Regions from separate parts of the Mus musculus genome. Here region 2 is linked to region 1. The links are chromatin loops, found by intact Hi-C in ENCODE. Cell type or tissue: gastrocnemius. All regions are shown on one strand. Each heading gives the region's core, and the rest is flanking DNA. Links, peaks and the distances in the headings are about the cores only.

Region 1 (15,852 bases), core at 4,773-12,772:
CTCCATTTTTGGTTTATATTAAACCTTTGCATTTCCCCATATCACTTGGTGTCATAAGTGCCCTTGTGAATGGTCTCACAGAATTCACCCAGTGGATGTCCTGTCATTTAAGTAAATGGCCCCATCACCTTCCAGTGGGATTTCAGGGCCATTGTCACAGGAGTCTGAAGCCATCCCAACCTGGATTTCCTGTTCTGCATCTTCCTAGATGTACAATCTTGGAGACTTGCTTTCTTCATCCCTGCCTTGGGAACAATAATACTTTCCTCAAAGTGTTATTTAGAGGAAAATAATGGATAGAAACATTTGATACAGTTCTTGAAGTATAGTGTATGTCCTGTACTTAAAGCCAGTCTGTTATTTTGAATTTATCTCTATGATAATCTTTTCATCCTTTGGACTAGTTTTTGTGATAAATTCACAACTGTAACTCAGGGTCAAGATATTTGTGTACTTAAATTGAAGTAGATTGATGCCTCTTGATGTCATAGCAGTTCCCACTGGCTGTTTTTCACGATTGTAAGTGTACTGCCTTCAAAGTAGCCTCACCAGGTCTGGCCAGAAGTTGTCGTTTTCTAAGTTGGGTAATTTAGTGCATTAAATATGACCCTGTGATCTGCTCACGTTAGAATAGTAGTGAGAATAGTGTAATTAGCAGCCTACTCGTCCACCAACCAGCTGCCATAATCACGGGCCTCCTCCCACACTTTGCTTTGAGGAATTTCAGAGTAAACCCTTGTGGCATGCCACTTCCTTCACTGGGCCACGTGGTATACACCCCAACCTCACGAGGGCCTTTTATATCCTCACACAAGCTGCCCTGCCTGATCATACGGACCAAGAGGAAAGTCCTCCTTCATATGACTTCACACACTGTCCCCACAGTTGACGTAGTGCTTCCTATTAAGCAGTATGAAGGAACGAATCTGAGAGGTTGGGTCCCACCAGAGCCCAGCCATTTCTTTATGTTGCTGTCCTGAAATCTTTTCCATCCTTGCTCACCACGGGTTTTCTGGGTTGTCTTATAGAATGGGTTCTGTGTTGGGCTTGGGGTTTTCTCATAGACAGACTGAACACTTTTCTTCAGGCCCCCTTTCTTTTAAAATGGTAATTATTTCCTCATTTTAGCATGAAGTGTTTGGAGGGGCGGTCCTTCTTCTTAGTAGACCCTCAAGGAGTCTTAGATTCCAACATGACTGCTGTTCCTGGCAGGATAGTTATTGTCTGTTAAATGCAGGGTTAAAGAATGGTGTTGGTCTACAAGTGATCCGACTACAATCAGTCCTTGATGCAGAAGTCCCTTTGGTGGGCTACTTCCCTGAGAGCACTTTCTACAGATTCAAGTGGAGAAACGACCTGAAAGGTTGCATGGCTGCAGGATCGTCACAATCATTATAGTGATACACCATTGTGTGTTGGTTAAGCTTGGTGAGAGTAGACTTTGGGAGGAAACCCCCCACCCCATGACCAAAACAAATTCTCCTTTCCTGAAGTATGCTGAAGTATGCTGGCCCCCTAATTGTAACAAGGAGAACAGGCAGCTAAGAGCAAGAAGTTGTTGTGTCCTTGACAACAGCTAGAAGGCAACCCACGTCCAGTGGGGGTTACTATTGCTTATCTCATAATAAAAAGGCCTGCGGTGGGGGTGAGAAGCTGGAAGCTCATCCATGGAGAAGACCCTCTAGCTGGGACGCTAGCTGTCTTCCCCAGGGGCGGTGTCCCCAGTCTGTTTCTAAAGTTGTGCACTTTGAGCACCAGACTGCATGAGCATCACCTTGTGGGCGTCTATCTGCTGCTCCTTGCTACCTTATACTCACTATGTAATCGTCTACTTTTTGCTTGCTATGAACTCAGTAAACTGCTCATTCAAAACTGAAAACACCTCTCTTGCCTCCTACAGAACCAGGGTGACAAATGACTTTGAGAGATGCCACCTGGCAGAATATGATTAGTTAAGTGGTGGCAGTGAGCTTTGTTAGGATTCAAACAAGGGCACCACGTCCTTGGGCACAGCTGATCTGAAGAGACTTCTTAGAAGAAAAACTTAGTCTGAGATTTGACCAGTGTGTGCTTTTAAAACACAGAGAAGCCTGACAAATGGACTCTCCTGGGTCTGAGTTCAAAGGTATACGAACAGTTTTTGTTTGTTTTCCCCCTTCTGGCTCTAATATCCTTTCACATGCTGAGTTTGGGTTCTAGAACTAAGCTATGTCCCTTCCTAGCCCAGGAACTCTTAAAACGTCAGCCAGTGAGTCCTGGTTGTGTTGACATCCCCTTGGACGTGTCTGCTGAGACCTCCTTCTGTTGTTCTTACATTCAAGAGATGATTATTGAACTTCTCTTCTGTGGCAATGTTTTTTGCGGTCCTGACCGTGTGGCTCATTCAGCAGCCTGAGTTCATGGTACTCCTCAGCCGGGGGTCAGAAGTCCTGGGCTAGTCTTAGGTCCTGCTTTCAAAATAGAAGTTTGGGACGAATTGCTCTTGGTCATTGTGGCCTCTGTTTCCCGGTGGAGGCTGGCTGGCAAGGCTGAGGATGTTGCTCTTCCCTGAGAAGAAAAGATTTAAACAGGCAGGGATTTTGTCTTCCTGTCTCTCATCAGACCCCTCTCTCCTTGCTTGTCTTTAAATTCAACTTTATTGGCACGCATTGAGTGCTTTCTGTATGCAATACTCATATGTTCAAAGATTCAGAAATGTGTGTGTGTGTGTATGCTCGCGCGTGGTGTTATCGTCTCTCTGTTTTCTTTCTTGTGGAAACACTTTATCCTTTGAGCTCTAAGGACTAAGCTAGAAACTCATAAAACAATATTTGTCATGACCCTGGGCACAGGTACTGATGAAAACAAGAATTCTTCAGCTGCCACAGCTCACCTTTGTTCAGACGCCAAGCGTGTGGGTCACAGGAGAGGGGGAGCTTTACCTGTGGTTATCCCACTAGAAGAGAGACGCTGTTCACAGACAGAGAATGGGTCTGAAGGCAGAAAATGCCTTGTGGCAGAGTAGGTGGCTGAGGACAAAAGAAATAGCTAACATTCTTGGCATATCCATAGAGCTTCAGCCGCAGCCCAGCATCTGCCGATTATACTCAGGTCTGTTTTCCTTTGAATTCAGTTCTCGAAGCAACTCGTGAGTGCTTGTTGTATGTGATATTGATCATTCCTAGAGGAAAGAGTATGCTTCCTTCCCCATTATCTTCCCCTACTCCCCACCCCAGAGCATCCCAAATAAGCTCCAAGATAAGTATGTCCATTTTGGCTGCTTTGCACACAACTTCACAACAAACCCCTCAAGCCACTTCATGACTTCCTTAACTAGTTCTCTGTCTGTCTGTCTGTCTGTCTGTCTATCTGTCTCTCTCTGTCTCTCTCTCTCACACACACACTTCTTCCTCCCTCCCCTCCCTTCCCTTTCCCTGTCATATAAACCCAACAGGATTTTAGAATTCTCAATGAAATGATGGAATGAACTGAGATCCTACTGTGTCTACTTGCTAATGAATGCGTTCAGCTCTCTCCCCCTTCCTCGTGATCCTCATTCCTCCTTTTGTTCTTACCTCCTGGATATAAAATGTGATTAATGGTCCACAAGACTTGGATTGAAAAACTCTAATCCAGTACATTCTGTTTGATCACAACAGGGCCCAGGAAATTAAAACGATTTGTCCATAGCTGCCAGAGTCTGGGGGTAAATGGGGATTTTGTGGCCCTTTCTATAAAGCTAGTAGTAGAAGTAGGCACAGCTGCCTTCTGGCTACAAGAATAAGACCATCAGCATTGGAGACAGAGTTCTGGTACGGCTACTTGATTGCTCTGTGGCTTTGAATGAGTTCAACTCTTCTGGCCTCTGTACTTCTGTCTATAAGATAGGGCTGGCATTAGGTGTGGTGTGCATATCTGTAATTTCAGCACCAAGGTGGCTGAGGCAAAAAGAAGGTTTGCAAGTTTGAGACCAGCTACATAGGACAGTTTAGTTCTCAAAAGAACAAGGTAGGCTTTGCTTATCCTAGGTCTGGCATAGAACAAATGGCACCTACCATTATTACCTGGAATATGTGAACGCTGTAAATCACGATGGTGACTTTTCTTCTATACACAGTTAACTCAAACCTGGTGCATTCCTCCTTTTTTATGAACAAGAATTCAGTATGAAACTGTGGAGTTGGGAGTTGGGTCAGACATGCTCTTAGCAGTACCTATGTGTCACAGTTTCAGTGTCTGATAGCTTTTGGTTCCCAGCTCTGATGGAATTTTTTTCTCTTCTCTGGATGTTCCCTTTCTGTCCTATGCTAGTCTAATAAGCCCACTGCTGTGTATGGAATTAGCCCTGTGTGTCAGCTCCTCAACCCAGTCCCTCTCTAATTTTTACCTCCACTCTTTGAAGTCAGGGTAATTATATTATAATCACAGCAGGGGAAACTGAGGCTCCCACTGTCTGATTAACTAGCTTGATGGATGGATATATTTTTGTGATGGGTTGTAGAAGGCATCTGTGTGCTCAGGATGAGGCATGGCACAGACTGACCCTGGCCTTTCTGTCCAACTGATGAGGACTTGTATGTCCATCTAATCCTGAGACTGACCATCCAGAGAACTAGTGAACAGAGAACCAGGACCAACCAAAGTCAGCATGGGAATATAGAATTAACATTTGAGCCTTGGGCTCCCAACTCTTGTCTGATGCCATTTCAATCATTTTGCACAGGTCTTTGACCTTGGAATCTCTACTTGTAGCATCAAGTTGCCCTGCAACTTATTGATGTCCCCTCCATAGTTGGAACTTCTAGCTTTGGTGGATAAAGTACTTGAATTTGAACCCTGTCCCTGCCACTTTTCAACTATGTGACTTTGCACAAGTTGCTTGAATTGTCTCTGCCTTCTCACACTAGATGCTCCTGGAATTGACGTGAGGGCTATGCGAAGTACTCGATACAAAATGGAAGACTGGCACCTGACACAGACCCCTCCCTGGTCGGGTGTTGGCACCAACCATTGTGTTCCTTTGCCAACCTTGAGCAAGAGAGAATGACTTGCCTCTGGAGAGCTACGGTCTATAGGGGAAAAATGTTAAAAATGTTAGGATTTATTGAGAAATCCTGGTTTAATTTGTTTATAGAGACTATTTAGAAGTGTGATTGGAGGATAGCTCTGTTTGTAAAGGTTTTGCTCCACAGGTATGCCAACCTGAGTTCAGTTCCCAGTGTTAAAAGGCTGGGTATAGTAGCATGTGTATAGTAGCGTGTGCTTCTAATCCAAGGGCCTTGGGAGGCAGAGATTGGAGGATCCCCAAGCTTTCCAACCATCCAACCTAACCTAATAGGCAGGCTCCAAGCAGGTGACAGACCCTGTTTCAAAAAACAGAGAGGGTGTCCTCTGGCCTCCAAGTGTTCATGCACACATGTATACACAGCTGCACACACATAAGCCTAAGTATATAACACCAGTGTCAGAGTTTTGGGCTGGAAGTGAAGTTCTGGGTTACACCAGAGCCTGTAGTACCTGGCCTCATAGCCAGGACACATGTTCCATGCAGCAGAGAGCTAACCAGGGTCCTTCACGCCCTTAAAGGCAGAAAGAAAGTTATGACTGGAGAAAAACTTGTGAGGCAATAGGTCCACTGAAGGAGCTAGCTGTCACAGCTGAATCAGGCCTGAAGGAAGAAGACAGGGAGGGAGCCAATGCTGTTGCACAGATAACGCTGACACTATGCAGCCAAGGACTTATTTTTAAGTGACAGTGGTCTATTTTAGGCCAGCTTTATCCCACTCATAGTGTCTGTCTCCATTTTTCACCATCGTTTTCCATTTTTCTCCCTGCAGATCTTCTCTCTGTTTGAACCTCTTGTTTTAGTAGCTATGTGCTACGACAGGCCTTGATATCTGTGTGCTGGTTGGTTTTGTGTCAACTTGACCCAAGCTAGAGTCATTAGGAAAAGTGAACTTCAGTTGAGAAAATGTCTCCTCCCACCAGATTGGCTTGTAGGCAATTCTGTAGGGCATTTTCTTGATTAATGAGATGTGGGAGATCCCAGCCCACTGTGGGCAGTCCCATCCCTGAGTAGACTGTGTAAGAAAGCAGGCTGAGCAAGCCAGCAAACAGTGTTCTTCCATGAACTCTGCTTCTGTTCCTGCCTCCAGGTTTCTGCCCTGGCTTCTCTTCATGATGGACTGTAAGCTGTATGAAATAAGCCCTTTCCTCCATAAATTGCTTTTGGTCATGGTATTCATCACTCCAACAGACAGCAAACTAGGACAATCTGTATATACATTTCCCGACTACAAGAATGCTGTACTTCATTTGCTGATGAACTCTTATGAAATATTGCTATATTGAACTAAGCCAAACTATGGACTGCCTATGTCAAATGTGCTGCTTCTAGGCAAAGGTACTGCCGTCAGCGGTTGACAGTGACATTGTTATCTGAAGACTTCCTGAAGTAAAAGTGGAGTAGAGATAATTCCCCATATATACTTTCACCTTGGTGGTTTTATTTACACAATTGTAAGCATTTCTCTCTAAATCTCTTTACCATAGCATTCAAGACGCTATACCTTGGGAGGGGTGGCTTACCCAAGGTCACCTAGCAAATTGAATAGTAGAGCCAGGAGTTAGCTCTGTATGTTAGTTAGCTTTTCGCTGCTATAACCAAGATAGCCAAGAGAGCAACGGGCAGGGAGGCTTTATTTCAGCTCCTGGTTTCAGAGGGCTCGGTCCATTTTGGTGGGGAGGGTATGGTGGTTCCCCATGGTGGGAACAGGGGAACTGGGAGGTCCCACACCCCTCCAACTTTCTCCTCTCTTTCCTTTGATTCTGCCTGGGCCCCTAGCCCATCGGATGACAGATGGTGCTACCCTCTTTCTTCATAGGATGCCTCCCCTCAGCTAATTCTCTCTGGAAGTAACTTCATCCAACTCTTAGGTAATTTTTTTTTTTTTTTTTGGTTGGTTTGTTTAGTTTTTCGAGACAGGGTTTCTCTGTATAGCCCTGGCTGTCCTGGAATTCACTTTGTAGACCAGGCCGGCCTCGAACTCAGAAATCTGCCTGCCTCTGCCTCCCGAGTGCTGGGATTAAAGGCATGCACCACCACGCCTGACTGGTAATTCTTAATCTAGTCAGATGGCAATGATGATTGGCTGGCACAGGCTCTTTGTCTTCTAGTTTGTGTCAGTCTCATTTACTATGCTGCTGTCTCCATTGTCCAGCGTTCAAGTAGGCATTTGAGATTATGGAGCTAAAGAATGAATCCCTTTAAAACAAAGAAGGATGGACCGGTGCCTAAACCTATCCTTCCCCCTCCAATTAGTTGAGAAAATGGAGTGGGATGTATTGTTGATCATTCTGACTGTGTGTCTAGGATATGGATATATATGTAGCATCTCATCAAATCCTTCATGTGTTTTTGTTTTGTTTTGTTTTTTATCTTATTAGAACCTTGAAACTGGGGCCAGCAAGATGGCTCAGTGGGTAAAGGCACCTGCCACCAAGCCAGATGGTCTGATTTTTATCCTCAAGCACTAAGATGGTAGAAGGAAAGAACTGACTCATATTAATTCCTTTACATACACTAGTGTTATGTGTGCACACTTGCATGCATGAGTTTGCATATGCACGCGCGCGCACACACACACACACACACACACACACACACACACACACATTCACTCACACAGAAAAAGATAAAATAAGGCTTATTCCAATTTTACAGATGATCAGACTCTAGTTTGACATTCTGGATTAAACTGTCCAAAATCCTAGAGACGTCAAGTTAAAGACTCAGTGTTTGAGCCCAGGCTTTTCTCATCTGTGGGCTTGTATGCTTCGTTTGCTTGTACTAGGAACTGAAGGGACGTGTGTTGAAAATTCTACAAAGAAAGTTTTGATATAGGCCTTGGCAAGTGTCTCTGTATTAAAGCGCTCACCTAGCTCTGGATTTTATCCTCAGCACTGCAAAGAGGGTGGGGGTGGGGTTCGGGTGGGAGCAAATGTTGCTATAGAGCCAAGGTAGAAGGAAAACACTTTAGTCTTCGCAATGTCCCCTCACCAAGCAAACCTCTTTATAATCCTCCTGCAGACTCTGGAGCAGACTTCATGTTCTTAGTTTGTGACTTTGTAATTTAACCTTCTCTGTTAAATATTCCTTCAGGATGTAAGGCTGGGGTTAGGGAAGGAAACCTCAGTTACTCCCGTTGCTGGCTGGTATGGATGCCTGACGTCCTCGGGCCAGGTAGAAGGAGAAAGTTGGCTCCTCTCCACTCATGGAGAAGAGGCGAAGTTCAGGAATGATGCCAAATGGGTGGAGATGAGAGAGGGAGGAAAGGGATGTGGTGTTTGGACCTCATGATTCAGGAAACGTGATGGCACCTCCTTTCGGGCTGGCATGAGGCAAGCATTTAGGAAAGAATATGAGCTATTGTTGTGCGATTTTTTTTTTTCCTAATGGGGTGGGGTGGGTTGTTTTTATAAAGTTTTATGATCAGGAAACTGATGTAGAATGCTGATCCCTTTGGGTTTTTTCTTTTTCTTTCTTTTTTTTCTTTTTTTTTTTTTTCTTTTTGTCTGCCAGCATCATTTTTTTACATTTATTTTTGAATTTTGATGTCAGGCATTTCCTTTGAAACTTTGAAGGGTAAAGCATAACAAGACACTCCAAACTGCTTCCTTAGAGCAGAAACCCAACGCGAAGCTGTAGTTTCTGATCTTTTTGATAACCCCACAGGACAAATCTCACCCCAGCAAGGGGAGGTTAGTTCTTTCAGTCACTGAGGTGGCCTAACAAACGTGATCCCCTTTTAAAACATTCTAAAAAATGTGCCGAACATGTGGAAAACCTCTAGTGTCCATTAAAGTGAGGCCTGTTGTGGCAATGAAAATACAGATGGAATTGCCCTCTTCCTACTAATCACAAAAACCCGGCTCCTCTGCTATTCTTTCTCCTGGAAGATGATTTCATCCTCAAGTGCATGGTCCTATCTGTTGTGCATTGTTGGAAGGCACTAAGCCAGCGTTTGGGCATCTGGCTGCCAACTTTGGAGATGTTAAAAGCCTGTTTGGTCGCTGCAGGGCATTAATTCATAGCCTACCTTGTAAAAGTCGTGTCTTACTGCATTTTCCTGGCACCAGAGAAATCCCTATACCTACTATTGCATGTGGGCTTTCTGAGCCTGCAGGCAACTCAGGGTTATTAAGGTTCAGAAAGGAAGCCACATGATGTTGGCTCTACCATCTCAATTCTCTTACCTCTTTTCCTCCCTCCCTCCCACTCACTGACGGATGACTTTGGCAGTGTCTATGCCAGAAGCTCTCAGGCACCGCTCATGAAAGTCTAAGAGGGAGATCATGACCCTGCTCGGGTGGAACATAGTGCTCATGGATTCTGTGTGGCTGTGACCAAATACCTGGCAGGACTGCTTCAAAAGAGGAAAGGGTTCTGTTCGTCTGCACCAAGAAGACAGGGGAATTGCACAGTTCACATCTGGGAAGCAGAGAGAGGAGGATGCTGACCTGAGATGCTACATTCTAAGGGTGGGTCTTCTTTGGAAACGCAGTCACAAACACAATCAAAGCCCGCTCTTACCAGTAGTCTTCCAGATGATTCTAATCTAGTCAAGCTGTCAGTGAAGGTTCACCGTCCCAAGCGGCTAACAGGGAAGTGTTGATCCCCTTCCGTTGGCTTCCTGGGATGAACAAGTTGAGTCTAGGGATAGGTATATATCTATATCTGATTCATCTATAGTCTCAGATTCTCAGAAGGCTGAGGCAGGAAGACTGTTGGAACTTAGAAATTCAAGAGCAGGGCTGGTGAGATGGCTCAGTGGGTAAGAGCACCCGACTGCTCTTCTGAAGGTCCGAAGTTCAAATCCCAGCAACCACATGGTGGCTCACAACCACCCGTAATGAGATCTGATGCTCTCTTCTGGTGCGTCTGAAGACAGCTACAGTGTACTTACATATAATAAATAAATAAATAAATCTAAAAAAAAAAAAAAAGAAATTCAAGAGCAGGCTGGGCAGCATAAATAAGACAATGTCTCACTAAAATAATAAAATAAAATTGAATCTGCACATTCTCCTCAGCTTGGACACTTCAGATTACAGCTATGTGCTGTCTTAAACACCACAAAAAATCCTTCTCCTCTCCTCAGCCTTTCAGGTCCTATCTCAAGTGAGCAAAGATTCAATATAATCTAAGTTTCAAGGTTGCTTCCATGAATTTTAGACCATCAAGAAGCTAAGGATCAGTATCTACTTTTAAAAAGTTCTGATAGCTCATCTGATGACTTCCTAGTCTGCAACTCTATGCTCTGGTGAGTGGGGGCGGTCCATGGCCTTCCACCCCTAACGGAGGAGCTATTGAGAGTGGTGGCTGCTAGGAGAGGGGAAGTCTGTCTTCTTGAGGGATGTGATCGCTGGCAGCTGGGCTATGCTTAGGTGGATGTCCCCAGGCCCATGTGTGTATGGGCAACACTGATTGCACACTAACATACTTGAAAAAGAATGAGAGCACATGAAGTTGGGAGAAGAACATGGGGTAGGATCTAGAAGGAGTTAGAGAAGAGTGGGATATCATGAAAATTATTACTTACATGTATTGTATTCTCAATAAATAAAAAATACTAGTGAAAAAGTCATGACGTGGGGGAGGGGCATGAGGGTAGAGGAAATCTAGAAGGAGTTAGGGTAGGGGAAGGAATGAATATGATCAAATTATATGTATATAATATACATAATTATATATTATACACAATTATATATATTATATATATATATGTATGTATGAAGTTCTCAAAGAATACATTTTTTTTAAAATTTAAGATAGTGTCGCACTACATACCTCTGGCTAGCCTAGGACTCACTATCTAGACCAGGCTAGCCTTAAATTCAATGAGCTCCACCAGCCGCTGACTCCTGAGTGCTGGTTTTAAAAGCACATGTCACCATACCTAGCCATAAAAAATACTATTTAAGAAGAAATTAGAGGCTAGTGAGATGGCTCCACAGTTAAGAATTTGGACTGTTCTTTCAGCACCTGCTTCAGGGGGTTCACAATGCCTCTGGCTGCCTCATTTACCCACTGCACATAGATATACATAACTAAAAATAATATTTTTTAAAAGAAACTATTTTGGGGAAGGGAACCTCTAGATTTACCTCTTTCATGATATCTCTGATCAGCCCTATTTTAATTTCATTGTTAGATATGTGCCAGTATGGTAGAAAGAACTAGAACTGACTTGAGCCCACACACTGGGCCTGACTGGGGTCAAGCTGTGGAGATAGAGGGTCTGTTGATAGAGGAATATTGGGGTAAGCAAGGTACTCAGTGGGACGGGGAGACAAAGTGAGGGTCATCCTAGCCTGTGGGGGTCACAGAGAGCCTTGGGTGAGAGCTACAGGGCAAACCCACCAAAGAGGAAGAAGCAGATGTTAATGTCATCACCAGTGAGCACGAAGTCATGGCTGCTGCTTTCCTGCTCAGCCTTTTGCTGCCAAGACTTTTAGTTTGGTCAGGACTGTGGACACGTGAGAACTGTGTTTGCTGAGGTTGGGCCTGGATGTCAGCTGGGGAAAAAAAAAATCAAATAAGTCAGGAACTCTCTGGCTGGGGATGTGGCTCAGCTGGCAGAGTGCTTGCCTACCATGCAGGAAGCTGTGGGTTCTTTCTGCAGCACAGCATAAACTGGATGCTGTGGATGTTGCTTATTATCCCAGAATTTAGGAGGCACAAGCAGGAGGAGCAAGAGTTCAAGGTCGTCTTTGACTGCATAAGGAATTTTAAGGTGGCCCAGGCTTTATGATACAATATAATATAATTAATATAATGTAATACAATAAGATACAATAAAAGAATAAAACCCAGAAGCTTCCTTGGCGTGGCTCCCACTTAGCCAAAGTGCTCAGTTAACCTACCCCTTGTACCCTCTCCAAAGCTCTTACCATGCCCAAAGCACCTAGGACACTTCAGCCTATGTCCTCTGCAGCTCTGATGCTCCGAAGCACACCAGCCAACATCTGCTCCCAGCAGATGAGCACACACTTGCCAGGAGACCCTGAACCTGTCCCTTCTGGTTAGACTAGTTCTATAATTAAGGTCTTCTACCGAACACCCGACACACACCCCAGCCCCGGGTCTTTTTGCAGATAAACATTTCAAGCCAACAGCCTTCCTTTCATTCTCTACAGCTAATTTTTTAAAAACCTTAAATGTAGTTGTGCCTCTCGGCTACAAAGATAAGTATGTTTTTATTTGGAGCCCTGGATACCAGATTGTAAATCCAATGCCGTGTGCCGGAACATGTCTCCTGGTGGGTGGCTTTGCTGGGAGCTGAGCTGAAGTGTGGATTTGAACATTTTCTGTTGCTTCCCTTATGCACTCATATGTAGATAGCGTGTTGCCTGGCATACTCTACATCCCCAGTGAATGATGGTTTCCATGAACCAATTAATAGATTTTTCCCCCCATCCTGAATTTTGATGCTACAATATTGGGCCAAGCATCCTCAGATACTTGTGACCAAAGGTCTGTGGTTGTAGCATTGCTGATGGTAAGGGGGAGGGGCTGGAAGCCTCTGTTCTAATTCATAACAGTATCAGTCAAATATAGCCTTTGACCGTGTTGACCAAAAGTACAAATTTCTGGGCCCCTCTGCCAAAAATCCCAGTTCACTGAACCCAAAAATGGGGCCCAGGGCATGAGATTAGTAAGCTTCTTATTTAATTCTACTTCAAGCAACGTAAGAAAACATTTTCCGGACTGCTCAGATGTCAAATGTCCAATGCAGGCCCAATGAGAGTACTTTTATGTATCATTATTCACATATAATGCTTCACTTTCTTTTCATGTGTATGTCTGTCTGGTGTGTGTGTCCTCATGTGTAGCCACATACATGTGCATGGAGAGGCCAGAGGTGGGTGTCAGCTGTCTAACCTCGATCATTCTTCACTTTATTTCCCGAAGCAGGTTCTCTCATTGGAACCAAGAGTTTGCTTGCCAGCTTGTCCTGGGATTCCTTGCCTGTGCCTAAGCACTGGGATTACAGATGGCTGCCATGCTCACTCAGGCTTTTATGTGGATGCTAAGGATCCAGTCCTCATGCTTGTATGGCAGGCACTTTAACTACTCAGCCACCTCCCCAGCCCCAGTCCCAGCCCCAGCCCCAGCCCTGGCCCTAGCCCCGACCCTGGCCCCAGCCCTCACAATTCTCTGGAACCGCAGTGTGTCTTACAAGGGATCACATTGTGTACTTCTATAAGATATTTTTCTTCCTTAAGAGCACATAAAATAGTAGCAGAGTCATAGTCTGTGGCATCTGAAGGGTGATGGATGTGACAGGTTGATTATTGTAGTGTGTAGAAGAAAAATCACCTCCACCATTGAAGGCTGGATTTTAATGTTTTGGGCTCTCGTTTCGCTCTATATATGGCTAGTGTACAAGTCTCACATGTGCGTATGTTTTACCTGTAGGCTGAAGAGAAGAAATCGTTTTGGAATGAAACAAGCATTTTGAATTTTTGCCCCCGAGTATGAAATACTCCCAAGCAGATGCAAACTGTTTGTAAGATGTAAACACTCGCTGGTGGTACATAGAAAATGTGCTGAGGACTGCCTTATTTCTTTGAGTAAAATAAACCTGTTGATAGCCATCCATTCAGATGGGTAAAGATCATCAATATTAATGCAAAACTATGAGTGACACTGGCTTTTGGTCACACCACTGCAGCCAGTAGTAATCCATGGAACTACCCTTGAGAGCTTTAATCACCGAGCTTATGTTTCTCCCTCCAACCCCAGCCGAAAACGGTAACAAAAGATCTGGGAAAGGCCTGGATTTGGGAAATTACATCCCCGCTTCTCTGCCTCTGCTTAGTTGTATGTTCTTGAAACCAATTTTCACTGGACTTTTGAAATGGGTTTGTATATATGAAATAGTAGATTTTTTTGTAGACAATAACTGCACAAAACAGTGGATTTCACCATGACACCTGCATACATGTATACACTGTACATATTCACACATTTTTACCAACAGTCTCTCTCTTTATCCTCCCACTGGTCCCTCTTCCCAAATAGACTCTCATCTACTTTCATTCCTTAAAAAAAAAAAAAAAAGTAGATACTGATTCTGAAACAAAACATGGTGATACTTGTGTACATATTTGTGTGTATGTTTATATGAATCATTTTAAGAAAATTATCTGTCTCTCCTTTCTCTTGTATTCCCTTTTCTTGACATTTTTGTGTCATATGGAATCTGTCATTTGGCTATGGGTCAGGCATGGACATCAGGACAAGTTTGAGGCGAGGCAGTAGTCTGGGCTTCTTTGTACTCAGCTTTTTGTCTGCCCTGCCTAAGAAACTAACCAGTGGTCAAGATCGAAAAGACCCTCGAGGTCAAGACCAACAGCTCCTCTTGGCTGAGAGCCACATGTCACTCTGCTCTCTTAATGCAATGCATTTTACAGGTGGCTCTGTTGGCCCTTTGGATGCATCTGTTCTTTGTTGGGGGAGGCTGCCACAGGTACTATCATTACTAGCATCCCAATCCCTACCCACTAGATGCCAATGAACTCTGACATCTTGTACATTTTAAAATTTTTAAATGCATTTAGCTGAGTATAGTGGCACATGCTTGTAATTCCAGCACTTTGGAGGCTGAGGTAGAAGGATTACTGTTAGGGATTATAGCCTGGGCTCTATAGTGAGTTCTAGGTCAGCCTGGGCTCCTGAGTGAGACTCTGTATTGAAACAAAACCAAAAGCATGTAGACATGCCAAATGTAGTCAGGAGACATGGAATCATCTAACTGTAAAGCCATTCTTCTAATAAGGCAGAGGGCAAGAACTGTACCTGTTGTGGCATAGCAACACAATCAAATTTTATAGGTACTTTAAAAATTATGGCTCTTTTTCATTTTGTCAGATAGCTGATAACCTGATTAGTGCAGTCAGGTAAAGGGATTGGGTTTTTGTTTATTGCTATTGTTGTTTTAAATCAATTAGCTGGTTTTTCAGACTTGTTCCTGAAAACAAAACATTTTAGACAATGCAAGAATTAAGCCATTCAGCTGTCGAGTATCCAAAGCTGGATTTTTACCATCTGTCCTGGAGCCAGGAGGCTCATCTCCAGGCAGGAGGAAGTAACAACGCATGTGACTTTGGCTGCGCCTGTGTGTGCCATGGCTGTTGGTGTGGCTGTGGATCGCAGCACTGACTCCCCAGAGTTTCCTGCTTTTTCCTCCTCCTTCCTCCCATCAAAACGGAATGCAAAGAAAGAAGGAGCTTGATCATTAACTGGGGCCATCGGCCGAAGGAAAGGGGAGGGGAGAGATGTCAGAACATGTGAGTGCCCAACATGTGCCTGCATGACCCTGTCTGCTTAGCCAGTAGAAGACATCTCTCCAAGAAGCCAGGGAAGAAGATACAGCGGTTGGCAGGGCGGGAGGCTGAGCCTCAGCAGATCAGCTTCTGCGATGCATAACTGACTACAGAGGTTTCATCTGAAAGGCCATGTCTGAAACTGGACCACATTTAGAGTTAATACCTGCCCAGCGGGAAAGCTTAAGAATGGGGATGGGACTAGGAGAGAAGTGTCCCAGGGCTGTGGGAATCGATTGCAGGTAACACCCCATCAAGGGCTGAAAGTGTATTTTCCAACTGTAAATGTATTTTCTAACTGCGGAAGAACTCAGTGCGTAGTTGATGAATGAACGAATCACTCTTATCAATGAGTGAACCTTTAAGGAAAAAAGCATTCGAACGCTGATACTCAGGGTAGTGCTGATAGGATGGGTCATGGTCCTGTTGGTGGAGATGGTCACAGCCGCTTTAGCCTCTGAGGTTTTAGCCCCAGGGTGAGTA
Region 2 (15,852 bases), core at 3,877-11,876, 61 kb after region 1:
TTTAATATTTTAAAGTATGTATGTGTGTGTGTGTATGTATGTATTGTGTATGCATTCATGTATATGTATGTGCAGATACCATAAGAGGTCAGAAACCAGAGACATCAGACCTCCCTGGAGATGGAATTATAGTTGTGAATGCTGGAATCCAAACTTTGGTCCTCTGAAAGGCATCTTTTTTTTGTTGTTGTTTTTTGTTGTTTTTTTTTGTTTGTTTGTTTGTTTTTCAAGACAGGGTTTCTCTGTATAGCCTTGGCTGTCCTGGAACTCACTCTGTAGACCAGGTTGGCCTCGAACTCAGAAATCTGCCTGCCTCTGCCTCCCGAGTGCTGGGATTAAAGGCGTGCACCACCACGCCCGGCACCTGAAAGGCATCTTAACAGCTCGGCTATCTCTCCATTCCCATGAGAACTTATCTTTTTAGAAAAGAAAAAAAAAAGGTATCTTTATGTATGTAGTAATACTCTTTGCTTTGTCCGTCTCTAGGGAACATGTTGAAATCTTGCAGGGTAAAGACTAAAGATGACACATTACCTTCCTTTGGATGCTTTGTGGTTGTCATGAGAAAGCCCCATGGTAGTATATTTCACTCACAAGGCTGGACTTTGGGCAATCAGATCTCTGTTGTTTTTTTTTTTGTTTGTTTGTTTGTTTGTTTTTTTTTTTTTGTTTTTTCGAGACGGTTACTCTGTGTGGCCCTGGTTGTCCTGGAACTCACTCTGTAGACCAGGCTGGCCTCGAACTCAGAAATCCGCCTGCCTCTGCCTACCAAGTGCTGGGATTAAAGGCGTGCGCTACCACGCCAGGCTGCAATCAGATCTCTGAACACAGTTGGGGCCTCTGCAAAAGAACAAAACATGTCGGGGGTGGGCACCATCTGGTCTCAGTATGCATTTTGGTGCCACATTTTGAGTTGATAGAACTCTAACTACTGGAGACAGAAGATTGTATTAGCCCATGGCTTCAGGCATGGTGAGATCCAGGATGGTTTGGTTTGGTTAAGTTTCCTCCCTCACTCAGTAATTCTCTCCAGCCTTTATCTTGTGTGCCCCTTTCTTCTCACCTGTGGTAAATAGATTTGTTCTGTGTGATCAGGGAGAATGGCCACAAGAAACTTCTGTGTGTGTCATCTCTGAACTCACAGGACCAGAGGAATACTCCTGCTCTTTCTCATCCCTGAATGGGGATCGTGGCACTCTCCATTTGATTGGACCTGGAGAAGCCAACGCAGACTATACAAGGGGCACCCGGGATAGTGGGGTCCTGTTGTAGGAGATAGTGGGTTTTTGTGTATGGTTATCCACCACTGTTTTCCGTTGTGCTTTTGAAGAATAAACATCAAAGGGTGTGTGTTGGAGAGCTGCCTTTTGTGTGAGCCTGGCCTGCCATGGTTCTTTAGTTCACTCAGTGTCCAGGTCACACAGAGAGATATGTGAAAAGGTGCATGGGCGGCAGAGGGTTCCCACTCCTTAAAAGCTTTGGCCATGCCCTTCCTTTCTTACAGATGATTTGTGTCTGTCAGCAACAGGAAGTTGCTCAAAACAGATCCACCCAGTCCTGCTGCTGACCCTATGGTGGTTTCTTTTTGTCGTTGTGTAGCGGTCCATCAGCTTCCGCAGCGAGAGCCGCCCCGACATCCTTGCCCCCCGAGCTTGGTCCAGAAATGCCACCTCCTCAAGCACAAAGCGGAGAGACAGCAAACTGTGGAGTGAGACCTTCGATGTGTGTGTCAATCAGGTGCTCACGGCCAAGGAGATCAAGAGACAGGAGGTAAGCTCGGGACCCCTGGAGCTGCCTGTGTGTCTGTCCATCAGAAGGTTCCCTGCAGACAAGAATCAGTTTATCAGCGCTCAGAGCCAGGTCTCGTGGGGAGGGATAATGTTGTAAAAAAAGCAAGCGATGTTGCAATATTGAAGCTAAGTGTCCGGTTAGGATTCATCCACTCACAAAGACAATCATCTTCATTTTATTTATATCTCTTACCTTTTATTGTTATTATTTTTGTTTGTTTGGTTTGGTTTTTGCTGTTGTTGTTTTGTTTTTGTTGGTTTTTGTTTGTTTTTGAGACAAACTCTCTCTTTAGTTCTGGCTGTCTGGAAACTCACTATATAAGCCAGGTTGGCATCAAACCCAGAGATCTGCCTGCCTGCCTCTGCCTCTCAAGAGTGGGGATTAAAGGCATGGACTACCGTGCATGGCTACAGTCATTTATATTTTTAGTAACTTTTAGGAAGTTTTAAAAAATATTTGGCTTTTAGAACTTTGGTACACCTTTATAAAGGAAAACTTCTTTCTTGTGGAGGACAGTTAATTTGCCCATAAGTTTTCTATAACCCCATCTCTAAGTGGCTGTGATGGCACCCCCTTCTCTAGAGGGTTTGTCAGTACAGCTTTGCTCGCTTCTTCATACATGGTGCTGCAAAACTTGCAGAGAACCCTTTGCTTTTCCTCCTGTGTGCTAGGATTATTGGTATTCACTAGTATACTGGTTCTCTCTCTGTCTCTGTCTGTCTATCTGTCTGTCTGTCTGTCTGTCTGTCTCTCTCTCTCTCTCTCTCTCTCTCTCTCTAAAACTACCTGAGGACCCTGGCAAAAGGGGTACTAGGAGCTATTGAAATACTCAAAGTACTATATGGCTGTAGAGATTGAGATGGTGTGTTTGTGTGTGTATGTACGTGCGTGCGTGCTTGGGTAACTTAGTAGATGAAGCAAGGCACAAAACAGTGCTACCACATATCTAAAATGATTGTGTGTATGTATGTGTGTGTGTGTATGTATGTATGTACACACACACATACACACACACATACATATTATATATATATGAATGAATTTGTGTGCATGCATGAAAATATTTCTGGAAGGATGCCTAAAATATTGGCAACAGTGTTTCTTCCTGAAGTTCCTGGAAGAAGGGCCTGAGAGTGCAGGTTCTTTCCAGGGTGTCCATTCTGTGCGGTCTGTGTTGGGTACCATATAAATGTATTGCCTATCAAACAGTGACTACAGCCTTTAAAGTAATGCAGGCACCCTCCAAAGTCCCATGTGGAAACATGACAACATCTTATGTGATATTAGGACTGTGGGTTTGATCTTCACCTGTGGGGCATGCAGAGTCTCATATCCTCAAGCAGAAGGGACTACGCTGCATGATGACTGTCAGTGATGGAAGCTTCAGGCTGGGTGGGTAGCCTCTAGTAAAACCCAGGGGGGATAACAGCAGTCAGACTTCCGCACTGTCCTAGTTTTTTGTTTGTTTTTTGTCAACTTGGCACAGTTAGCTTATCTGGGAAATGGAAACTTGATTGAAAAAAAAAATGCCTCCATCGGATTAGCAACAGGCAAGTCTGTGGGGTGTTGTCTTGATGAATGATTGGTCTGGGAGGGCCCAGCCCACCATGAGCAGTACCAGCCTTGCACAGGTGGTCCTTTATAGTAGTAGAAAACAGGTTGACAGGCCAGTAAGTAGCATTTTCCTATGACAGTGGTTCTTAACCTTCCTAACGCTGCGACCCTTTAACCCAGTTCCTCATGTTGTGGTAACCCTCAACCATAACTTGTTTTCATTGTTACGTCATAACTGTAATTTTGCTAATGTTATGAATCCTAATGTTGATATCTGACATGTGATCGAAAAGGGGTTGCGGCCCACAGGTTGAGAACTGCTGCTCTATGACCTCTCTTCTAGTTCCTGCCTCTGGGTTTCTGCCTTGAATTGAGCCCTGAGTTCTCTCCGTGGTGGACTATGATCCGAGAGTTGGAAGAGGAAATCAACCCTTTCCTCCCCAGGCTGCCTTTGTTTATCCCAGCAACAGAAACCAAACTAAGATATGGCTCTCCCTGCTAACCCCTGGGGAAGGAGAGAGGCTGATGGTTACTGGTGATAAGCAAGGACCAGTGATTTCATCTATCATGCTGTCTGGGTCTCCATAGAAACCCAAAAGGCCAAAGTTTTCAGAGCTGAATAACTAAGCATATGATGTTCTGGGTGCAGTAGGTCTAGTGAGGGTGTGGAATGTGTAAGTTGCACCCATAACTTCCCCTGTCCTAACTTACCTGATGCTTTTATCCTTTATGATATCCTATAAACCAGTGAATGTAAATGTTGCCTTGGGTTCTGTGAGCAGTTGTGACAAATAAGCCTGAGGGAGGGATCATGGGAACTCTTGACTTCCCAACTGTTGATGAGAGTCATGGGTCAAACTATTTGAAGTCTTGACTAGCTTAGGGTGAGGAGTCTTGGCACAGAGCCCTCATGTAGGGAACAAGATGCTGTTTCCAGGTAGGTAGCATTAGAATTGATGGCCAGGCAGCGGTGGTGGTGGTGGTGGTGGTGGTGGTGGTGGTGGTGGTGGTGGTGGTGGTGTGCCTGTTATCCCAGCACTGGGGAGGCAGAGGCAGGTAGATCTCTGAGTTCGAGGCCAGCCAGGTCCACAGAGTGAGTTCAAGACAGCCAGGGCTACCCAGAGAAACCTTATCTCAAAAAATAAAACCAAAAACAATTGAGTTAGAAGATACTTACTTAGTGCCTGCTGCAGAATTCATTGTTTGCAGTGCAGAGGAAAGTACTCATGGCGGGTGGTAGAAGTGACCTGTGTTGTGAAAATGGAGGAGGAAAAACAGAATTAGGGGGTGGAGAGAGGAGAGTGAGATGAAGAAGGTAAAGAAGACAAGGAAGAGAAGGAAGGAGAAATTGAGTTTGTAGTTTCTATATTCTCAGAGTAAACAAGATGCTATTGTGGGTGATTTAAAATTCCCTTATGTTTTTCTGTATTTTTTAAAATGTTGTTGATAACACATATATAACACATACAGTCTGACAGTGTAGAAAAAGAAAAGACAGATGAGAAAACATTAAGTCAGGGTGAACAATGGTAAGCCACAGCCAGGATTTGAACCTGGCTCTTCTCTTACCTCAAAGCCAAAGTTCTTTTCACTGTGGAATCCCATGGCTCTCCTCCCTTGGTGGAGAGGCCAGTGGTCAGTATAGTTGATGAGCAAACGGCTAAGGAAACCAGAGGCAAATCCATATAAGATGCCAGTGTTGGAGACAGCCAGCTGATGGGTACACGGGACGTCTGTGCAGCTTCTCATGTGATAGTGATTATTTCAGTAAGCCATGACATGAGGCTTTGCTGGGCCTTGGGGAAGGTTGTCCCTGCAGCCCAGTATCTTGCCCCACCTGCTCTGTTCCATTTCGTGGCCCTCTGGTCCCTAAGCCTCAGGATGGCAGGCATGCCTGAAAGCTGTTGACTCCTCCTCTCCAGCTGGAAACAGTACAGTTGCTCCTGGATCATCATCAGAGACTTGTAGTCCTTTAATACCATAATGTTTGCCCAGTGTTTAGATTCCCAGATGAGAGAGGGTGTTCTGCACATCATAGCTCTTTAAATTATGGTGGCCTAATGGAGCCACATTAGAACTGGTCCATTTACACACTCACAAAGAGCCAGCCCCTCTAATCTTATTGGGACTTGAGAGTGGATTGACCCCACCAGATTCTATTTACAGTAATAAACTGTTGCATTCCTCCTATAACCCCAGTCTTAACTAGATGATAGGAATATAGCTTTCTGCTGAGACTTGCCTTCTTTGGGTAAAAGAGAACAGCGTGTGATGGTCTGGTTAATAACACTGCCAGGTCCATTTGACACAGTTCCTTGTGTTGGATTTCATCAGAGTTCTGAAACATCGCGGGTGACTGTGTAGGTTAGAAATACACGATTCTCTCACAGGCAAGGCTCTGCCTTGAAGCTTTTAGCTACAAGAACATTGCTTCAGGCTAATTTACCTATGACTACTACTGCTGCTACTTCTACTGCGTTACCACTACAACACTACTACTAAACTACTCTTTCCTTCCTTTCTTCCTTTCTTCTTCTCTTCCTCCCCATCCTTCTCACCCTCCTTCTTCCTCCTTCAGATCCTCACCACCAACAAATAAGTCCCCCCCAAGCCCCTAACTCCATTTCCATATGAAAGAGGAGAATCTTAATCTGCAGGGTATTAAACCCAGGTGTTTGCACACACTCAACATATACTTCCCTGAGTATTACCCCCAGGCTCATCTAACTTAAGGGTATTTGGAGCTTTGAGTGTTGGTACTTTTTGAATTTGGTCTCATAGATGAAAGAACTAAGCCAGTCTATTTTTTCCCTGCAGGCGATCTTTGAACTTTCTCAAGGTGAAGAAGACTTGATAGAGGACTTGAAATTAGCAAAAAAGGTAAGCTAAGACACCATAGCTGTTTGAGTCGCTCCGTGTTTATCTCTGCCCTGTGAGTCATCTCAGAGTCCTGAGATGATGCTTTTGAGTAGCCTCTTTATGACTAACTCAAGTCACCAAAAAATGAAAAGACCACAAACCCAGCAGCAAAGGAAATGGCTCAAAGCAAGAAGGCAAGTAGCTCTCTACACTGGGCACCTGCCGGATGCCTCTGCATGTCTTAAATCTGAAAGTGCTCATGGAGGCCTGATTTTGTGTGCATTTCATTGTCCTAGAAGTCTCTCTTGAGCTTCTCAGGAGGCTGAGGAGGAGGGCCTAGAGTATGAGACCAGCCTGGGCAACACGTCAAGTGCCTGTCTTTCAAAACATGTCAAACAAGGAGTGTCACGTAGAGTCTCTTTGTTCACCATCACTTAGAGAAATGGGTCTCTAAATCAGGATAAAGACATTTGAGTCGTGGAAATGGGGAAAGCCAAGGGTTTGTATTGTATAAGTTAGGGTCTTTCATATGGAAATGGAGTTAGGGGCTTGGGGGGGTTATTTATTGAGTAGTGAGGATCACATTTAGATGAAAATATGTTAATCAGCAGCTATGGGAGGAGGGTAGAAACCCTTGCCTTCTGTCATGTACATTCTTGACAACAAATCTCTCCATTCTAGTGACCTTCCTATTTTAAAAGCTCAATTCAGGCTGCTCCGGCTTTTTTGTTATGTTTTTGAGGGAATCATGACATTGGAAGAATGCTTCTTACCTTAGGGTCCTCCGTTCATCATTTTGCTAGTAGGAAGCTCTTCCTCCTATACTCAATTAGCTTTATACAATTCCCTGAAGGAAAGAGTCGACATCCCTGTCTTATTTGGTATATGTCTATGTGTAGTCTACATGTATGTATGTGTATGTGTGTGTGTGTTCATGTGTATATGGTCACATCTATGCTTGTGGGTGCCAGAGGCTAACGTCATGAGTCTTCACCATATTTACTGAGATTGGTTCTCTTGACTAAACCCAAAGCTCATCAATATGGCTACTAGTCTGGTTGGCTAGCCTGTGCTACAACTCTCTTACCTGTTCACCTTCCAAGTGCTGGGATTGTAGAAGGGCCACCATAGCCACCCATCTTTGATGTGCATTCTAGAGACCTGAACCAACCAGGATTGGCAAACAGTTTTCTGTCTGCTTAACACCAATAGTGAAGGATCTAACCACTTTTCTTTTCTTTGAAAAATGTACATATTTGAAAAGGCCTGCTGTTAGCTAATTTTAAATAAAATGGGGGGGGTGCTAAAGTGTGCAATCATGTTTACTTTCGGAACTTTAAATCAAAACTGCTCTCCAAGCAGGATTTTTGCTTCTTCCTAGATGTAGGATATACTAAAGTGTAGAAGGGGGGTGGGGGTGGGGGTGGGGCGGGCAACAAACTACCTTGGCTTATCAGTAGTCACAAAAGGCTGACGGCAGAACTCAATTCTCTATTTTTCCAACCACACCTGTCTGCTGTTTGCATGGCATTGTGGGAGAACTTATAGGAAGCCAGTTTTTTTATTTTTATTTTTTTTATACATTTGCACAGCAACTGGGCTCCTCTGCATTTCAATATTTCTGTCCTTCTCTTGCCCGTCTTTCGCAGGCCTACCACGACCCCATGCTGAAACTCTCCATAATGACGGAACAGGAACTGAATCAGATTTTTGGGACCCTGGACTCTCTAATTCCTCTCCATGAAGGTAGGGTTTTGGTCCCCGATGAGTCATGGCTTGTCGTTTTCTGATAGCAAATCTGTGACTATATAATCATGGGAGGAGCCCAGCACCTTCTGCCACCTCTGCTCATCTTTGAGTGCCTAACAAAATAAGCGTTTCATTTATTTCTTGCCAGAGCTCCTCAGTCAGCTTCGAGATGTTCGGAAACCCGATGGCTCGACTGAGCACGTTGGTCCCATCCTCGTGGGCTGGGTAAGAGATGTTCTTTGGTCTTGTTTGAAGATAGATTTCACTTTACCTTGAATTTTTCTTTGTTGGCAAAGACTTGATTGGTTATTATAGCAGATAAAAAGTTAAACTCTTAACATATTGAGGGTTTATGTCTTCAAAGCATGGAAACAAGTTTTTCCTGTTACAGGTTTATTTCATTGAAAGACAACATGGCCTTTTTCCAACAAAACAAAGGAAAAGAACACACAAAACTGTTCTTAGTTTCACATAAAATAAAATGACACTGGATTATATTGGATCTAGGCCAATTAAAGTATTACCATTTCTACTCTAAGTTTAAAATCAACATTTTAATTTTTTTTAAGTGCATGCTATATAAGAACCTAATCACTGAGCTATATCTCCATATCCCCTTGTTTTGAGGCAAGTTCTTATTAAATCGCCCACACTATCCCTGAACTCACTTTGTAGTCCAGTCAGGCCTTGAATTTGGGATGCCTCTGCCTCATCCTTCCAAGTAGCTGGGATTTATAGGCCTATGACACCAGGCCTGGCTTGGCATTCTTATTCATCGATAAAAGTAGCTTTTCAACCGATTTAAGAAATCTTGACTGTGGTATAATTTATGATGGTATAGCTTTTGCTTCGAAGGTGCAAGGCCTTGGGTTTGATCCCCAGTACTAAGAGTGGGGATGGGATGGGATCCATGGTTTAAATGTAGTTTTACACGCATGCCAATGAGTGCATGTTGCTTGTAGTTAGGACATACATTCCTGGTCCTAAGTGACTGCTGGTTATACATCTGGCATAACCAATCCCTTTCTTAAGGAACTAAGATGTGACCTTAGGTTAGGGCTCATAAGATAACATTCAGGCTCTTTCTGAATCTGTGTTCAGTTGAGCGTGTAATGGTGTTCCTTTGTGTCTTTTGCTTAGACGAAGCATATGCTATTTTGTCACCATCCCAACCACTCCTATTGTATCCCGTCTTTTCCCTTCCATGAGTAAGGGATGCTCCATCCCAATTGTGTAGGGTTAGTGGTGTCCTGCATCTGTTCTGCCACAGGGCTAGGCTGCTCAGGGAGGCAGGAAATGGGAGTTTGACCGTGCTTACCCCACACTGTTGTTGGGTGGGTGTTTCACTCCTGGGCTTGGGGAATGCAGTCTGAGGCTCAGGACAGCCAGAGCTGGCCCAGGGGTCCCCGGGCCTGCAAGTCGGCCCGAGGCCTTCTGGTTCTCAGGCTCTCAGACACCCAGACACCTCTGGGAGCCTTGGAAGAGCAGAGAAAAGAATGGTGACCCGCAGGCAGAATCTAGCCTGGGGCCGAGCTTGGGCTTGACTTGGTTGTGGCCATGCCTGGGAGTGCAGAGTCACCTCTTCAGGAGATTAGATGGCAGCTGCTCTGTAGGCAAAGGCCTCCAGGGTTCCCCATGGCAGATCCCAATGAAAAGAGGCAGTCCATGGCTTTAAGGCATTTATTGTCATGGCAGAAAGTGGATGAGTAAAACTGTACCCTACTTCTCAGGGCAGGCCTGAGGCTAAATACCTTTTGCAGGGAGAAGTGTCTAGGAAGGAGAGTTTATTGGCTAAGCCTCTAAGTACCTCATTAAAATGGAGATCTGTCTTGAGGCTATGTGACCTGTAGAGGGGTTTGGGGCTTTGCCCTTATGTGACTGATGGTCACAAATCTGTGGAGGCCTGCCGCCTTGTGCCAGGAGCCTGATTCTCTGGGAACAGGGAAATATCTACCACCCCTTTAGGGTTACCAGTGTTTCTAGCCTTAGTCAACCAGGAATCAGGCTGCCTTTCACAGCCCTACACAATTCTAGATATTTTTATTTGTTATGAAGCAGGTAATGAAAGCAGACAACTTTAATGACTTCTTCTAGGCAGAATTAGGTCTCTCCATCCCTCTGATGGGGCTAGTATTCCAGGACAATGGGCAGGGAGTGTACTGATAGAGAGGGGTTTTAGGTATTATTAATATACTGGTATTCTCTTTCCAGGTAAACTTGTTCCTCACCTTCCTAAAACCTTCTGGTTCTCACTGACATTACATGAATGTGCCCAAAATTCTTAACATTGGTGTCTGACCTGATGCCTCTCAGTTACTGCCAAGATCTGGAACCTTCGAAGGGTTCTATGACTTGGCTTTAGTTCAGAAGTCAATTTTAGTACCAAGGCGGAAATATCTCAAGAATATCTGCGGGACAAGTAATGTTCTCAGCTGAATAATTTAGATGAAACACGCTTTAATATTTCAGGAGAGATCATTCATCACGAACTTTTGACTTTGCGTTCTAAGTCATGGTATTGCTCTAAACTTCTTCAACCCACAAAGACCTTCCTCTAAAGAGAGTGGGTCAACTGGAGTCAGAAGTGGTTCAATGTGTTTTTAAACTTCCTCAGACTGTGGACTTCCTTCAGAGTTAGCAGGGCTCCTGCTCTGTTTTTTATGACACAGTAATGTAGAATGGTGGTGCCTCTTTAAGCAATGTGTGCAGATTGTGACAGTGTTTCAGCCTCAAGCTTGAAGATTTAGCCTCACTTTTTTTCCTGAAATATACTTTTGTCTCTAGTGTTATGGGGTTAGTTTGGTCTGGGAAAGGCTTTAGCAGTTGTGTCCTGTACATATCCAGAGGAAGTGTGACCATGCCAGTCAGTTGCTGTCTGGACCCTCCAGGCCTAAAATGGGGACTGGAAGCTTGAAGAGCATCCTGAAAGGAAACAAGTGGCCCATTGTTAACAGATCTCATGAGAAATGGCCCTTACTTATGACCAAAGTGCAGCTAAGTGCTTTTCCTCTTTAATCTGTTTGAGTTCTACCCTTTTTAACAGAACAAAATGAACATCTTACTGGACACTGAATGAGAAAAGTCAGAGTCCATTCAATCCATGGGAAATTGAGTTATTTTCCTGCAAAGGAAAAAAAAAAAAAAACTTTTGAATGAGTGAACTGCCCCCTAGGACAGTATCAGCCTTTGCCTGAGACCATAACTAGTTAGAATCCATAACTTGTGCTTTGAAGACTTTAAATGGAAGGCTTGGTTTTCTTGGGGGAGCTGCCCTGGTTACAGATGCCAGGAGTTCCCTTCAAGCAGGTCAGCCTATTTGAGCAAGCATCCCATGTCGCAAAGAAACAATGTCCCAAGTGACTGGCCTCAGGAATAAAATAATTTATAAGCTCTCCAAGGCAGAAAGTGGGTGCTCCTGCCAATTTAGGTTCTGGTTCCTTTTTAATTCTGACGAGAGAGAGACAGGGTACATGAAAGTAAAAATCCAGATTCATTCATGATTTTTTTTATGATAGACTTTCTAAAAAAAATAAGAAAAACAGAAAAAAAGTGTTATCCATATATACATATACATGTATACATATATATGTATATACACACACATACATATTCCATATATTTACCATATATATATGTGTGTGTGTGTGTGTGTGTACACATATGGGTCTTTTACATTTTTTATTCTTTGACAGTTTCATACTTACACTGAATTTTAGTGGTTTTGCCTTCTGCTCCTCACCTTGACCCACCCCCCTCTCCCATTGACACCTTTCCACTTCCCAGCAAGTCCTTTCCTCCTCTTCTTTTCTTATTTAATTATAGTTGAATTTAATTATAGTTGTTTGCACAAGAGTGAGTGAGCAAGTCACCAGTGGCTTCTACCACTGAAGAAAGTGACATCCCTCCCCCAGCAACTACTAACTGCCCAAAGGGCCTCAGGGAGGAGTGGAGCCTCGTGGCCCCACCCCCATCCACCAGGAAATGTTGATGGGCACAGTCTTGTGCAGATCTTGTACAGATGGCCAACTCTGCAGTGGCCAACTTGTTCAACTGTAACCCGAAACCTGTTCTGGTTAGCTCCTCCCCTTAAAGGCTAGATGACTTAACATCTCTTTAAACAGATGATCAAGAACTTATTGGGGGAGCCTTGGCCTCATGGGCACCAGCACTCATGTGAACTTAGCCCCCCTCCCCCCATATGCATAATTAAGATAATAAATCTTTTTTTTTTTTTTTAAAGAATGTATATGGGAGAGCTTAGGAGGGGGGATCAAGCATTCAGGGTCATCTGCCTTTATACTAAGCTCAAGATCAGGAAGGGGTACCTTGTTTCCAGAGATTCCAGTCTATTTCACCTACTCGACGGTCAGTGAACATCATATAAGGAAAAGAAAGGATCGAAGAGTCAGATGATGGGTTAACCGGCAGCAAAATGATATCTTCTGACCATGGCACATCTGTTTGCTTTAATTCCAGATTAGACGCTCCAGAGTGAGACCTTATCTTAAATAATAACAATGTAACAACAAAACAAACAAGAAAACCATAGATTGTAATAATAGCTAGTACTTAATGCTTCTTACCCAGAGGGTAAACTGTGGGCTGTGTATTTTATACACTTTATCCCATTAATGGGGAAAGGCTTTTATTATGGCATCTTTTAAGTGGAGAAAGAAACTGTGGTACAGAATTGTCACCCACAAACACCTAAGGTTTTTTTTTTAACCTGATGCTAGATTCCCAGAGTCTGTTTTGTTTTGTTTTTGCTTTTTTAAACTGCTGAGCTTTTACCTGCTTTTTAAAGAGCTTGCATACATATTTGGGCATCTGTCTACATCCTGAGTCATGCCCAGGAAATGAGCACCCTTTCAGGTGTGAACAAAGGAGCGGAGCTTAACTTGGCTCCCATGGTAGCTAGCAGCAAGATCAGAGAAAGTAATGGTCCATTGGACGGGGCAGCCAGAGTTCCTCGGTAGTTCATAAACACGGGTCATTTCCAGGCCTTTAAAGAGGCGAGGAAGTGGAAATGAAATTAAGAGGGCCTGAGGTGGTTTTGAACTGATTCTGAAGATCTAAATTGTAAGCATCACGAGGTGGGAGGCGGAGACAGGGTACCAATTATCATTACTTCAAAATATAAGCTTGAAGAGAGGATTTTCTGCAGCTGTTTTAACACAAACCGAAAGGTTGTTTTGTGTGTGTGTTTGTTCGATCAAGTGGAAGGAAGGAAGACACTTCCAAGAAGCCAAGTCAGTAATGACTCTTTTAAATACTGCTTCTCTGGAGACGTTTTCTACCCTGTGATAAGGAAATAATTTCAATAAGAAGCATAAAAACAGTGGCAGAATATTTCAAACCTTCAAATGCTGCCGCCACTTGTATGTCTGTTGACTTTGTTCCTTTGCGGTTTTGTTGTTGTTTTTATATGCGTTTGTGTTGTGTGTGTTGTGTGGTTGTGCATGCATGTGGGTATTCAAGAGGACACCTTGGAGGAGCTGCTCTCTTGCATGTGGAACTCAGCTTAGCTCATGAGAGTTTGTTTCTTCTCACTGTCTAGGTCCAGGGGATCAAACCTGGGCTTGGCAGTAAGTGCCTATTTTATGCCCCCTTTCTTGTTTGTCTTTTGAGACAGGATCAGATTGTGTAGCCCAGGCTGGTCTTGAACTCTCGTCAGTTCCTGCCTCAGCTTCCTGGGTGCTAAGATTATATGTTCGAGGCACCGTGCTCAGCATTTTGTTTGCTTTGTGTGTTTATTTATTTATCTAATCAACTTATTTATTCTTATGTGGTTTTGATTCTGATATTCTCTTTGGGAGAGCATTGATCCCACACAGCTAACCATTTTCTGCTCCTATCATCCATGAACCTATATTTGTTCATCCAGAATACAGATTGTATTGTTTAATGGTACAATGTAAAATCCTGAGGATGAAAAAACAAAAGAGACCTTTGTCACTGTCTCCCATTGAATGCTACAAAGAGAGTGTTGTGGTGAGCGCGGGGTCTTCATTGGCTTCCACTGGCTGCACGTTACTGCTGTGGGTGTGCAGCCAGGCCACGGGCTGCACGTTACTGCCATGGGCAGCTTTGCACCAGCATGTCAGGGGAAGGAGCTGTTAAGAGGGAGGAGTAGAGGGGGATGAGAAGTTCTTTGCCTGAGTCTCTGATGTGGTATTTACACAATGTGACTGATGGGCATGTTGGGGAAATTATCGTTTTACTGGAATGAAGGCAGTGCAGTTAGAGCGTTCCAGTCTTTAAACTGAAACTATTCTTGCATGCTGGGCGTGGTGGCACTCACCTTTAATCCCAGCACTCAGGAAGCAGAGGCAGGCGGATTTCTGAGTTTGGGGCCAGCCTGGTCTACAAAGTGAGTTCCAGGACAGCCAGGGCTATACAGAGAAACCCTGTCTCAAAAAAACAAACAAGCAAACAAACCAAAAGAAACTATTCTTGCGTGATTGTGTGATGTGATCCAGAAGGCAGGGCCAAAAACCTTTCCCGGCCTGTCAGAGCTCCCTTAGAAGATTTTTAATAAACAATTCCTACAACTATTTTCTTTAAATCATACTATTGCTTGAACTTCTTGAGGCCCCTGATGGTTGGGCCACCTGGAATCATTGGCTCTTAAGTGTGGAAAAGCCTGCACTGAGCCACATAAGGCCTAGGCTGTGAGTTTGACCCTTGCTTTCTGTGTATGCCACCGAGTCTTATAGATAAGTCTCTTTAAGAGACTCTTCAAATGAATCTTGCTTTACAAGATAAAAGGTGGTGGGCTGGGGAAGTGGCTCAGCCATTAAGAGTACTTGTTACTCTTCCAGAGGGCCACAGTTGAGTCTCCAGAAGCCCCATAGGATGGCACACAAGCGCATGGAACTATCCTGTTCTGGGGGTTCTGACACCCTCTTCTGGCATCCATGGGTACCTGCACACACATGATCCACAGAGAGACAAGCAAAGCCATGCACATACATACACAAAAACAAACAAAAAGAATTAAAATTAAATCAAAATTTAAAAATGAAAAGGGATCTGAGGAGACGGGTTAGTAGGCAGAGTGCTTGTGTGTCAGTATGAGGATATGGGCTTGAATTCCCAGAATCTGTGTAAAGCCAGGCACAGTCTCAGGTGTCCATAATCCCAGTGCTTCCACAGTGAGAGGAGGGACAGAGGTTAGGATCCCAGAAGCTTGCAGAGCAGTGAGCCTGGAGTATTCAGATCAGCAGCAATCAACAAAGAGACCCTGTCTAAGATGAGAGCTAATACCTAGGGCTGCCCTCTGGTTTCCACATGAGTTCTGTACATATCCCTCCCCCATCATCGTCTCATTGTCATCATCATCATCATCTATACATGGAGGCACATAGAGCTCACACAAAATTTAAGAACAAGGTGCATGGCACCCAAGGAATGACAGCCAAAGTTGTCTCTTGTTCTCCAAACCCACATGAACACCAAAAAGTACACATAACATGAAGTAAATGGCTAGCTTCTCCGCCTTACTGAGGACCTGGAAAGGGTTAGGAAAATTCAGAGACTGGCGTGGAGCTCAGAGGTAGAATATCAAACATGCATGAGGTCTTGGGTTCAATACCCAACACTAATGTGAGTATGTGTGCAGGCACACGCGTGCCACACACGTACACATACATACACACACACACACACACACACACACACACACACACACTGGTCTGTATGCATCTGCAGTACTGATTCTTTTGTTTCTAGTTTAAATTGCCAGAAAAAGCTAGCAAGTTCTGATAGGGATCTCTAAAAAGTGAATGCACAACTAATAAGAGGACCTTTTTGTGTCTTGCCTGTCATGTTGAAGCGCCTACTAGTTATTTTCTTCCACCTTTACAGATAAAAGGACAGTGGCTGGGTCTGGAGACCAGT

Evidence for each region. Peaks named below come from ENCODE experiments on the same cell type or tissue, not always from the same donor. Only the 100,000 strongest peaks of a DNase experiment are listed, where the experiment ranks them.
Region 2: it touches region 1 in a loop (3-fold over the local background); 4 of 42 quality-filtered maps call a loop at or near these places.

The regions. Positions count from the first base shown.
Region 1 is chr14:27,316,560-27,332,411 of GRCm38, forward strand. It overlaps a transcript of Arhgef3 not described here. Among named protein-coding and RNA genes, the nearest start is that of Arhgef3, 12 kb to the right of the region's middle. In gastrocnemius, for the core only: no CTCF peak of the experiment used is centred there; no DNase peak of the experiment used is centred there; H3K27ac peaks cover 1,935 bases.
Region 2 is chr14:27,377,992-27,393,843 of GRCm38, forward strand. Arhgef3 (Rho guanine nucleotide exchange factor (GEF) 3) reads left to right here. Exons shown (of 10, transcript NM_001289687.1): 3 at 1,600-1,770; 4 at 6,163-6,225; 5 at 7,854-7,950; 6 at 8,102-8,178. It overlaps Gm52096 (a long non-coding RNA gene), which reads right to left and starts at 5,663. Exons shown (of 3, transcript XR_003951012.1): 1 at 4,915-5,663; 2 at 4,523-4,592; 3 at 1,738-1,822. It overlaps Gm34702 (a long non-coding RNA gene), which reads right to left. Exons shown (of 3, transcript XR_383310.4): 2 at 12,279-12,456; 3 at 8,162-10,875. In gastrocnemius, for the core only: no CTCF peak of the experiment used is centred there; no DNase peak of the experiment used is centred there; H3K27ac peaks cover 1,317 bases.